Linked DNA regions of Homo sapiens: region 1 is linked to region 2. The links are chromatin contacts, found by Hi-C or POLR2A ChIA-PET in ENCODE. All regions are on one chromosome and are shown on one strand. The core of a region is the stretch at or near the end of the contact, and the rest is flanking DNA. Distances in the headings are between cores, read along the strand shown. Region 1 holds the start of EDRF1 (erythroid differentiation regulatory factor 1). Region 2 overlaps SEC23IP (SEC23 interacting protein).

Region 1 (5,363 bases), core at 2,695-5,194, 5.8 Mb before region 2:
GAGGACGGAGCTTTCAAACCAGAATCACGTACACTTTATGAGTCACATTATGTTAGTGACAGTCAAACATTTATTTTTACATGATAGGATTTCTTAAAGTTAAGGGTGTATACGTCACACTGTTATGCTGACCCAGGCTTTTAGCATATCAGATCAAAGCCACTAAGGATCCAATAGATTTTACTAGAAATATCATTTGTAACTCAACTGGTAACATATACAGAATAATCCCAAACACTATTATCAGTTTCAATTACTATCATTAAAATATAACCATCAATATATTATTACCACTGCCAGTGTTTGGGGATTGATTATTCCTTCCTCTTTAAATACAAATGTGGTAAACAATGATACTTTAACAACAAAAAAGATACTCAATAATCAGGTAAGTTTTATCTTATTTCATCACTAATTTCTCAAGACTTGCACATTTATATTATGCAAAACACAGCATGATATAAAACACCTATCACAAAACACCTCCAAAATTACATTAAGCGACAAATAACACTTACTTCAGAGTCAGAGACAACATCCACATCATTTCCCACTGAATCAATAAAGTCATATGCCATGCCAAAGCTACCAAAGAGAAAAAAGGACACAGGTTATGAGGTCATGCTCATAATCATGCAAGTAGAGCTTAATAACAATACTGTAGCTCATTGCTTCTAGGATACACATTTTCCACATTTTAACAACTCTGAAACCAGGATGTGTATCACCATCACAGTTGGCAAGTTTTTTTTTCTTAGTGGTACTAAAATAATGGTGTGTCTTAAAGTCAATGGCATCTTAGATTTGATAAAACATGGTAATAATCATTAGAAGCATCCAGTAGGAAATATTTAGAATAAAAACAATTATTCTTTATTTTTGTAATCACAAAACTCAAAGTCTCCAAGGGAAAATAGTTCAAAACTTTATTCTTTTTAGGTGGAGAGATAAGAAAAACAGAAACAGAAACATTTATCAGGATTTTACTTTCTGAGATTGTGTTTCTAGTGATATACAATACCTCTTAAAAAAATACATGAAAAAAATGTACCTGACACCAATTCAGCCACAAAAGGAAATTAAAAAAAAATGTTAATTGAGCAGCCAACTGATGCCACGTACCACCTGAAGCACATCTATAGTCTATAAGCCTGAAAGGTACCCGACATCACCATGTTCCAACTACTAAATGGCAGAGTCAGGACACTTACCAAGGACTACCTAACAGCAAAGCATGCTTTGTGATTTACTGTATGCTTGAGCCAAATTATTTAGCTCTTCTCAGCTTCCGTTTTCTCAGGTGCAATATAATTAACAGTGCCTATCTCAAAGAGTTGTTGTGAGAATTAAATGAGATAAGCATATAAATACTTGCCACAGCATTTGTATAGAGTCAATATAATTATTCAAATTTCCTCACAACATTTAATTATGTTGACAAATCACAACTGATTAAGCCATTCTTTTAAAAAATGATATTTGGGTTATTCCCAACTTTTTGCTCCTATAAATGATGCTACAAACAAACAGCATTTTTGCAAATATAACTTTTATTTTCTGAGGCTTTAGGATAATTTCCAAAATACCAGCTCATAAAGTATTAGTGTATTTGTGCCTCTTGCTACAAGTTACATGGAAATATTTTAGATTGAGTTGCTGAGAAGGGGGAAGAAGAAAAGAGAACCCTACACATTAAATGTCCTACAGTATGTACATTAATACATTTTTCTCTATAAGACCTCAGGCTACTCTCTCAACTTTGAACACCATCAGTTCTGGTGTCAAAGTCAAGGTGTAGGTCACCCAACATGCTGGGTTTTTAAATCTGGCTTTTCCAGATCAACCTGCCACCATTTAATGAAAAACTCCACAGGAAAGATGAAGGAATGTTCAAGGTTTTCCTCCTCATGCACCAAGCTGATCCTTTGTATTCACATATCCAAAAGGTATGCAAATTGGCTAAAATGAAAGGGCTGATTGAACTTTGGCAGTCAAAACTCATCTTTGCTGATAACATGACGTAGACTTAAAAGAAGCATATGCAATTGATATTGTATGTATATCTTCATGTTTTAACATCATCTATTATCAGAATAAAAAGCCTTTGAAAATCAAATGTGATCTTTCTCTAAAGAGAAATCTCGACAAGTTAATAGGCATTACAAACTGAATTTAAAAGCAAATAAGAGTTTTAAGTGAGGGTGGAGGGGCAGGTAAAAATGCCACTGATTAATATTTACCTTGAAAATGGCTTGCTTTTCTTGCTGTTGCCAAGAATGGTAGTTCCTGCTGGCCCTAGTTTGGCACTCTCTCGTAACCAGTTGGCAGGTGGGAGTTTCAAGTCTGTTTTCTCTTCAAGGCGTGCAAATGCTGTTCGAGGAGGGGCAGAAGAGTATTTCACCACAGCTCGGCTCTTCACTTCATTGCCTCCAAGAAATAAAGCTGATCCCTAATTAACACATTGGGTGAAACTTTAATGAAAATTACTAAGAACGAAAAATCTCACCTTTATAAAAAGAAAACAAGAACCTGTCACACCAGGCTTCACAAGGAACGTATGCCACATGTTACTAACAGCACTTAATAAATTTGAGCATAAATGGTAACATTTACTTAGTTCTTTTACACCAACTTCAAAGAAAAAAGATGAGTCAAGGAGTATGATGGTTATGGTTATCAGCTAGAAAATGGACCACCCACATCTCTTTTAAAATGTATTCATGTAAAGTGGAGAAGCAGAAACCAAGGAGACTCAATGGTATCATGTTAACTAGATGCAAACTTTAGTAAAGCCTATTTTCAGTATTAAAGATGTATTTTAATTCTTTTTTTTTTTTTTTTTGAGACGCAGTCTTGCTTTGTCGCCCAGGCTAGGGTGCAGTGGAGCAATCATGGCTCACTGCAACCTCGGCTTCTGGGGTTTACGCCATTCTCCTGCCTCAGCCTCCCTAGTAGCTGGAATTACAGGCGTGCACTACCACGTCCGGCTAATTTTTGTATTTTTAGTAGAGACAGGGTTTTGCCATGTTGGCCAGGCTGGTCTCGAACTCCCCGACCTCAGGTGATCCACCCACCTCGGCCTCCCAAAGTGCTAGGATTACAGGCGTGAGCCACCGCGCCCGGCCAAAGATGTATTTTAATTTTAATAACACATCATTCATAAAATAGTCTGGTAGAACATTTGGGCTTTTTGTTTTAATGCAAATATTTAGTAATCGATGCATCGGTTCATGCATGCATGCATGGTTCAAATACTCTTGAGTCTCTAACTTCATAGAAAGGCATTGGGGGTTCGTTCCTCACAGCCTGCACTTGCACACTCCCAAAGCAAGTTCGGCGTCTGGGTTCAATATTCTAACCTTTCACGCAGTACCTCTTCTGCATGGCAAACATTTTACACCCTTTGTGAATTAGTTCGGTCTCATTCTCGGCGAGTCACTACCTGGCACCGTTTCTTCCCTCCTGCTTTGCACGACTGTGCCACGTTTTGGAACGACATATTTACATGTACCCTCCTTGAGAGGAAAGATCGTATCTAATTCACCTGTCGGCTACCAGAACTGCTTTTAATACGAATACCTGCCGACTGGAGCATGGACTTCAACTCCCTGTTTTGGGGGTGTCAGGGAAACATGGAGAAGCCTCCAGAATCTGCCGGGAACCGTGGCATCCCTCCCCGGTGGAGCGGGTCCTCCGCTCCCACATCCCTGGCAGGTCCCCCTCCGCGGAGGACTCACCTGTGCAGAAGATTCCTCGGATTCTCCCTGGGACAGGAGGCTGAGCCCTCCTCGAGCGGCGGCCCCGGCCGGCGGACCCTCGGCTCCGGCCTCCTTGGCATCCCCCATCACTTCGATCCAGGGCAGGCGATACGACGGGGGAGCGGAGGAGCAGCAGCAGCAACGCAGGCCCAAAGCAGGGTAAGCGCCAGAGACGCTCCGCGGACCGCACTTCCGGTCTCTGCCAGGAAGAAGTAGCTGTGACTCGCCATTAAATCTCGCGATCTTTGTCCCGAAGGCCCGGCCCCGCCTCCCGCTGCGGGTGCCACCTTCGCGGCCAGGGCGGGAATTGTAGTGCGCCTGCGCTTGTCCGAACCTCTTCGGGAGACTACTTCTCGCGGTATCTGACTCCTAGGCTCCGCCCTCTGCACGCCGCTCACGGTATCTGACGCTCAGGCTCCGCCCCCTGCATGTCTTTGTTGGCAAACAGTTCTGGGGGTCGTCCGATCCTGCAGGTAGTGTCCGCGTGGGAGGGGAGGTGCAGCCGTCAGCGCTGCCGGCGGCTCCCGTTACGTGAATTAGTGAGAGGTTCAAACTTCTTCCCCAGGCTTCAGTGTCACATCTTTTCACACGGGCACCCCGAGGGCCCGGACTGGAAAGGCGAGCCAGCCATCTCGAGACTGGGCGCTCCTGCCCGCCTTTTAGTGCCCATGTGGCCCCATCCTGGGTGTGGGAGCGGCGGGGCTTCCGGGGAGGGCGCTGGGACGCGCGGACGAGGCCCTCCCCGTTTAGGGAATGGGTGGCTTTCGGAGTCTTCTGGGGGCCCGGCATGCCCGCTGCTTGCGGGGCGTCCCAGGTGGTGCAGGACCCGTGAGACGCTGAACCTGGGGCCTCGTAACGCCTAGGTTTCCATTCGGGCGCTCTGGATGGGTCCGAGACTCGGCATTTCTCACAGGTTCCCAGGAAACGATGCCAGCGCTTTGAGTAGCGAAGAGGTGGAGAAATAGCCCGGGCCGTTTGCAAGCTTTGAAGGTCCAGGCTCTCTTTCACACTCCTCAGTGTCATCTCAAACTGTCAAACGCAGCCACATCCGTTATACAATACATGTTTTGTAGTAAAAGTGTTTTGTTGTGCCGTAAGATACAGAAAGTGTTTTTAAAAATTAACTTGGCTCTTGCAATTTGGCTGTCTCAATTTGTAATTCACGTTTGGCTCTTACAACTCACTGTCCTGTCCGTTTTCAGGAATGCTCCTGATGAGTAAGCATTCAACTCACAAATTGCTTTCAAATGTAACAAAACAATTTTATGAATTAAATTTAACAGGCCGGGCGCGGTGGCTCACGCCTTTAATCCCTGCACTTTGGGAGGCCGAGGTGGGCAGATTGCCTGAGGTCAGGAGATCGAGACCAGCCTGACGAACAGGGTGAAACCCCATCTCTACTAAAAATACAAAAATTAGCCAGATGTGGTGGTGGGCGCCTGTAATCCCAGCTACTAGGGAGGCTGAGGCAGGAGAATCGCTTGAACCTGGGAGGCAGAGGTTGCAGTGAGCAGAGATGGCAACACTGCGCTCCAGCCTGGGCGATAGTGAGACTCTGTCTTAAAAAAATAATAATAGTGAATTAAATTTAACAGTTAATTTGAT
Region 2 (5,374 bases), core at 1,839-4,338:
GTTTTTTTTGTTTTTTTTTTTATAGGCTTTTGCTTCACTGATGTATACACGGAGACAAGCATTTTTCTGTATGGAGCACGCAGCCTGTATACAGAAACAACACTGACATGCTTGTGTCCTAGTCTCAGTTTGACTATTGTGCTCATCAGAGACAAAAGCCTGGGGATCTACTCACAGGGTTGTTGTGAGGCTCAGGTGAGATGAAAAGCTCTTTGTAAATTGGAATTACAGAACGATTCAACACACAAGAAAAATGACATGAAAGATACCTCTTAACTGCCAAAACTAATAACCTTTCTCAGCACTTAATCAAATACTGCTTGTCTATGTCTAAAATGTCTTTTGAGTTGCTCCCTTCCTCTCCACCTCCTACCTTATACCCCTATCATCTCTCTTTCAGTCACTGTACAATTACAATTACTACTATGTAAGATTGCAGCCGCCTCCACTTCACGCCTTTCCAACTTCATCTGTGCACTGTGACCAAGCAAACTCTCCACAGTCCAAAAGTTAAAATTAAAATTTAGACTACACAGATGATTTGGTGCTAAATCATAACTTGTGATAGAATAAGCAGGTCAGCATTTTGTAATGTTTAAAAACACCATGACTTTCATGGCCATAAGAACATGTTTGAAAACCACTCCCTTACAAGAGAAAATCCAAGCCTCCACACCTGCCACCTGGGCCTTTGGAACCCTCTGCCCTTCCCAGTTTCCAGCTTCCCTGATGCTACAGGAAAACACATGCCAGATTCCAGAAGGCCATCTCCCCTGACCTTACCCCTCCTTCAAGCTCAAGCACCATCACCTTGGAGAAGTCTTCTCTCACCAACCCCATGCTTGTCTCAACAAGCCAGAACTGCCACCTCTCATCTGCCTCAGGACAGCACACACAGCACGCTATTATGGGGCTGGTATGTTGTCATTTGAGCTCAACGTGCTCCCCGCAACTAGACAGCACACTCTTGGTTAATCTCCGGCTCCCAAGAATTGAACACAGTGCCTGACTCAAAAGAGGTAGCTGCTATTCAATAAAATGCTGAGAAGACTCAATTCCTTAAGCTAACCATTAAAAAAAAAATCAGTCCTATGACTTTATAGTCATTTCCCATATAAAGAAATGATGTAGGTTAAGTTCCAAACAGGTAGTAAAATAATAGAACCATAGAAATTCAAAAGATGGAAGGATCATCAAAGAGCATGTTAATAACAATACAAATAAGACGGCCACCCTAAGAGTCATCTAATTTTTCTAATTAGAAAACCTCTGTAAAATTAATTTGATCAATAAATTAAAATTAATAAAACAAGTATATTTTCCAGTTGTTCTAGTTTTAAATGCTTTTTAGCTGTTGCCTTGTTTTGTATTGTTAACAATTTTTGCTGTTTAGTGTTTAAGACTTCAGTGTGTATGTTTTTCCTCATCTCTTTAGATGGTAAGGACTGGGAAGAAAGTGAGCTATTACTTGGTGCTAAGCTTTGCATGCATTATTTCATGCTTACTCCAATCCTGTAAGGAAGGTATTATTCCATTTTAGAAATGAAGAAAACAAAGGATCAGAAAAATTAAGAAAATCACTCATGATCAGAAGGCTGAGGCGGGAGGATAGCTTGAGCCCAGGAGTTTGAGACCAGCAGTGGGAAACACAGCAAGATCCCATCTCAAAATAAACAAATGAATAAAACCAAATACAAATTGCTCATTAATACGCAGTTAATGAGCAGTTGAGCTGAGAATTTATTTGTCAGAACTTAACCACTGTTTGCACCAGGAAAACCTTAAATATCCATTTTAAAACTGAAAGCCCTTCATCCTAGGAACTTAGTCCCAGGAAAACCAGGATGGTCACTTAGCCTAATGTGGACTTAAGCCCAACTCTGACTCCTAAGTCTGGGTTTCCATCAGCTCCATTACTGTGCCCTAGGTAGGGAGCAAACTAGCTTACCTAACCATAGTAGTATTAAAATTTTCTATAATATAAACGAGCTGGTCACACCATGAGTTTTAGTTTTTCTTGAGTCAGAGGTGAACTTTACCAGTTTGGCTGCTTTATGTTCTACAAAGTTAGCTATCTTCTTTCTGGGTCCAAGGGGTATCCCCATTTCCTTCAGGTCATCAACTGTACACATAAGCTTTAAAAGGAAACAGACAAGCACATTAATCAATCTAGTGATAGAAGAACTGAAATGAGAATATGAAAATTATAAAGAAACCACATCATCTAAAGCAATCTAAGAGCCACTCAACTTTTTACAAGTTAGTTATTTTGTATTTAAATCATGCATCAGTTTAGGCTATAAAATCTTAGGCTTCCACACCTAAATCATTCTATTAATTAACAGAAAATACACATATGGTATACAAAATTCCAAAGCTATAGTCAAGCATACGATGAAATATCTTCCTCCCACTGCTGTCCCAAACATAGAATTCTCCTCTCAGCGCAACTGTGGAAACTTGCTCTCTTTGAAGCGATGTCTTATGTATGCATAGCACTTACATGTTTTTCTCTGTGTGTGTGCTCTACTATGCACACAGTAATGAACTCTGCTCTCTTCATGTAAATGTACCTTAGAGACGGGTATCTCTGACACTGCATCATTCATTCAACAGCTGTAGGGTACTCCGTTATGCGGATGCACCATAAATGATTTCACTAGCACCCTACTCCTCAACACCAATGGTGTCTCTAATGTTTTGTTACCTTGCAAACACTGCTGTGAGTATCCTTGTAGATAATTCTTGTTTGAATATTTCTCTATAGGAAATATTCCTGGCAATGAAACTGATGAAGCAAAGGGTAATTTTTATATTCTTAAAGATATTGCCAAACTGCCTTCCAAAGAGTTTGTAATATTTTACAGTCTGACCAACAATATATAACAATGCCTAGTTCCCTTCACCCTGGCCACATAGCATATTTTCAAACTTCCTATTTTTTCAAACTGGTAAGTTAAAAAAAATCCCATTGTACTTTCAATTTCCATTTCTCTTATGAGTTTTCATATGCGAAGACACCATTTGTTATTTCCTTTTCTGTAAATCATGTTTATATTCTTTGCCTATTTACATATCACACTGATGTGATGGTCTTTCTGTAACTGATTTGTAGAAGCTTTGAAAATCAATGAAGTAAGCCCTCTGTCTATAATGTGTGTTGCAAATGTATCACTGGCCTTTAGATGTTGTTTATGGTGTCTACTGTTATACAATTTTTTTCTTTGATGGCTTCTGGATTTTGCATCATACTCAGAAAAGCCTTTCAGATTATAAAAAAATATTCTTCTGTGTTTTTCAATTTTTTAAAACATTTCAGTCTTTGTCTACTCTGGAGTGTATTTTGATACGAAAATGTTTATTCTTAATTTTCAATCTACACAAGAAAAACAATTTCAAACAAAATGAAGCAAACTATGATCAGTACCAGGGACTCCATATCAATCTTTTCCTTTTCAAAAGTGCTAAAATATTCAGAGAGGCTAAGTGCTTCCAGAGTTTCTTGCAAAGTTAGGACTTCTTTATTTTCAACAACAAGGTCATACGACTCATCCAAAGTCAGCTTTGGCTCTTCAGGCATCTTTAAAAAAAAAAGTATGAAAAACATTACAAGCTCAGAAAAACTCCCATATAATGACTGCTGATCTACGAAAACTCTCAAACAATTTTGCTTTACACAGAAATCATAATTTTAGGCACAGTACTTTGCCATTCAAAGTTTGAATATTCTGGCCAGGCCCAGTGGCTCACGCCTGTAATCCCAGCACTTTGGGAGGCTGAGGCAGGTGCATCACCTGAGGTCAGGAGTTGAAGACCAGCCTGGCCAACATGATGAAACCCTGTCTCTACTAAAAACACAAAAATTAGCTCAGCTTGGTGGCAGGCGCCTGTAATCCCAACTACTCGGGAGGCTGAGGCAGGAGAATCGCTTGAAACCGAAAGGCGGAGGTTGCAGTGAGCCGAGATCACACCATTGCACTCTAACCTGGGTGACAAAAGTGAAACTCCGCCTCAAAAAAAAAAAAAAATTGAATATTCTGAAAAGTATATAAATTTAATAAATCACTCAAGTCTCCATTTCCTATAATTTACATTTTTAAAAATCACAAACTTTCACATTTAAATTTATAACCCATAAAGAAGAAGAGTGAGAAACTCAAATAATGAGCTATATGATTCCATTCCATTTCTAAACCTCGGTGTACTTTAATATGTAAAACCAGTTTCAGGGCTGGACACGGAAGCTATTATATTTGGGCCTATAACTGTACTCTGAATTTGGGGATTCTCTGAAGAGTTATTGATGCCAGCACTTTGGGAAGCCAAGGCAGGAGGATCGCTTGAGGCCAGGAGGGAACTCAAGACTAGCCCAAGCAACCAATGAGGCTCAGTTAAAACAAACAAACAAACAAACAAACAAACAAAAGTTTCAAGAAACAGTTCAGACTTTTGAAAATTGTTCAGCTCCATAGACTCTAAATCGAAATGTTAATTGGCCACGTACAGACGTACCTGCTTTTCCTGAAAATGTAGCTGCTTCACAACTCCATTAGCAACAGCAAGAGGTCCAGGGCACTTTGATAAATTCAAATCTTTTTGATTAGACAGGATGTCAAACAATATTAAAGAACCTATGAAAAAGAAACATTTTGCCTTATAATGTAGTAGGTACTTTTATAACACTAATTCTTTTTTCACTGTCTATAGTCAAAAGTCATACAGAAGTTACATGTTATTCAAGACCTGATAATTAATTATTTTATCAAACAGCAGAATAAAGTAAAATACATAGCATTCCCTAGGTAATACTAGAGGTGAATATAGAAAAGGCAGAATCTAAACTCAGAGCATTCATTTCTACCTTTTCTGAAACTTAAAATCTGTAATTCTTAATTTTGCACTAACAATATCACCTACACTGAAAGCAGTTATGACTCAACAAAAATTGTATTTAAAATGTGAATATTTGACAGTTTTACCTAAACTGTGACCAGCAACAGAGACACCTCCTTTGAAGTCTGGGTTCCGACTCATAAAGAGTGCATGCAGATGGTTTATCTCCATTCCTACTTTTTCCACAATTGTCTGACAGTAGGTGGGGCTGTTATAAAATAAAATATCTAGCAAAGTTTCATTGGTAAAGTGACGAAATCGACCAATACTTGGCAAAGTGATTTTCTTAATATTCCTGTTTAAAAAGAAAAATACAGCACATTCAGTCAGCATCTACCTTAAATTTACAGATTTTTTTAAAGTTTAGATTTTTGACTCCTGAAAATACACTAAGAAAACCCCACAGACTATGAGTTGTTTCTGTAGATAGTCATTATAAATAAATCAAGATAGGCCAGATGCGGTGGCTCACACCTGTAAT

What was found. Hi-C counts contacts between places; a loop is a spot of excess contacts on that map. ChIA-PET counts read pairs that join two places held with the same protein, here RNA polymerase II (POLR2A). Pooled maps may share reads with other maps.
Region 1: a loop to region 2 is called in a map of psoas muscle, with 9 times the contacts of the local background. The contact joins the promoter of EDRF1 here to the enhancer-like site in region 2. A Hi-C loop is called at or near these places in 1 of 168 maps with a recorded cell type or tissue (psoas muscle) and 4 of 50 pooled maps. POLR2A ChIA-PET finds 5 or more read pairs at or near these places in 1 of 52 experiments (CD4-positive, alpha-beta T cell).

What each region holds. Positions count from the first base shown.
Region 1 is chr10:125,718,290-125,723,652 of GRCh38, reverse strand. EDRF1 (erythroid differentiation regulatory factor 1) reads right to left here and starts at 3,944. Exons shown (of 25, transcript NM_001202438.2): 1 at 3,738-3,944; 2 at 2,241-2,449; 3 at 519-585. The coding sequence starts at 3,845. It overlaps EDRF1-DT (EDRF1 divergent transcript), which reads left to right and starts at 4,160. Exons shown (of 5, transcript NR_033847.1): 1 at 4,160-4,231. RefSeq lists enhancers at 3,061-4,043, 4,159-4,238, 4,719-4,828.
Region 2 is chr10:119,917,650-119,923,023 of GRCh38, reverse strand. It overlaps SEC23IP (SEC23 interacting protein), which reads right to left. Exons shown (of 19, transcript NM_007190.4): 9 at 4,980-5,188; 10 at 4,513-4,631; 11 at 3,428-3,580; 12 at 2,040-2,135. Among named protein-coding and RNA genes, the nearest start is that of SEC23IP, 28 kb to the right of the region's middle. RefSeq lists an enhancer at 1,030-1,199. Within about 2 kb of position 3,088, at least 2 of the 41 ENCODE cell types and tissues checked have a DNase peak (open chromatin) inside an H3K27ac peak, as active enhancers do.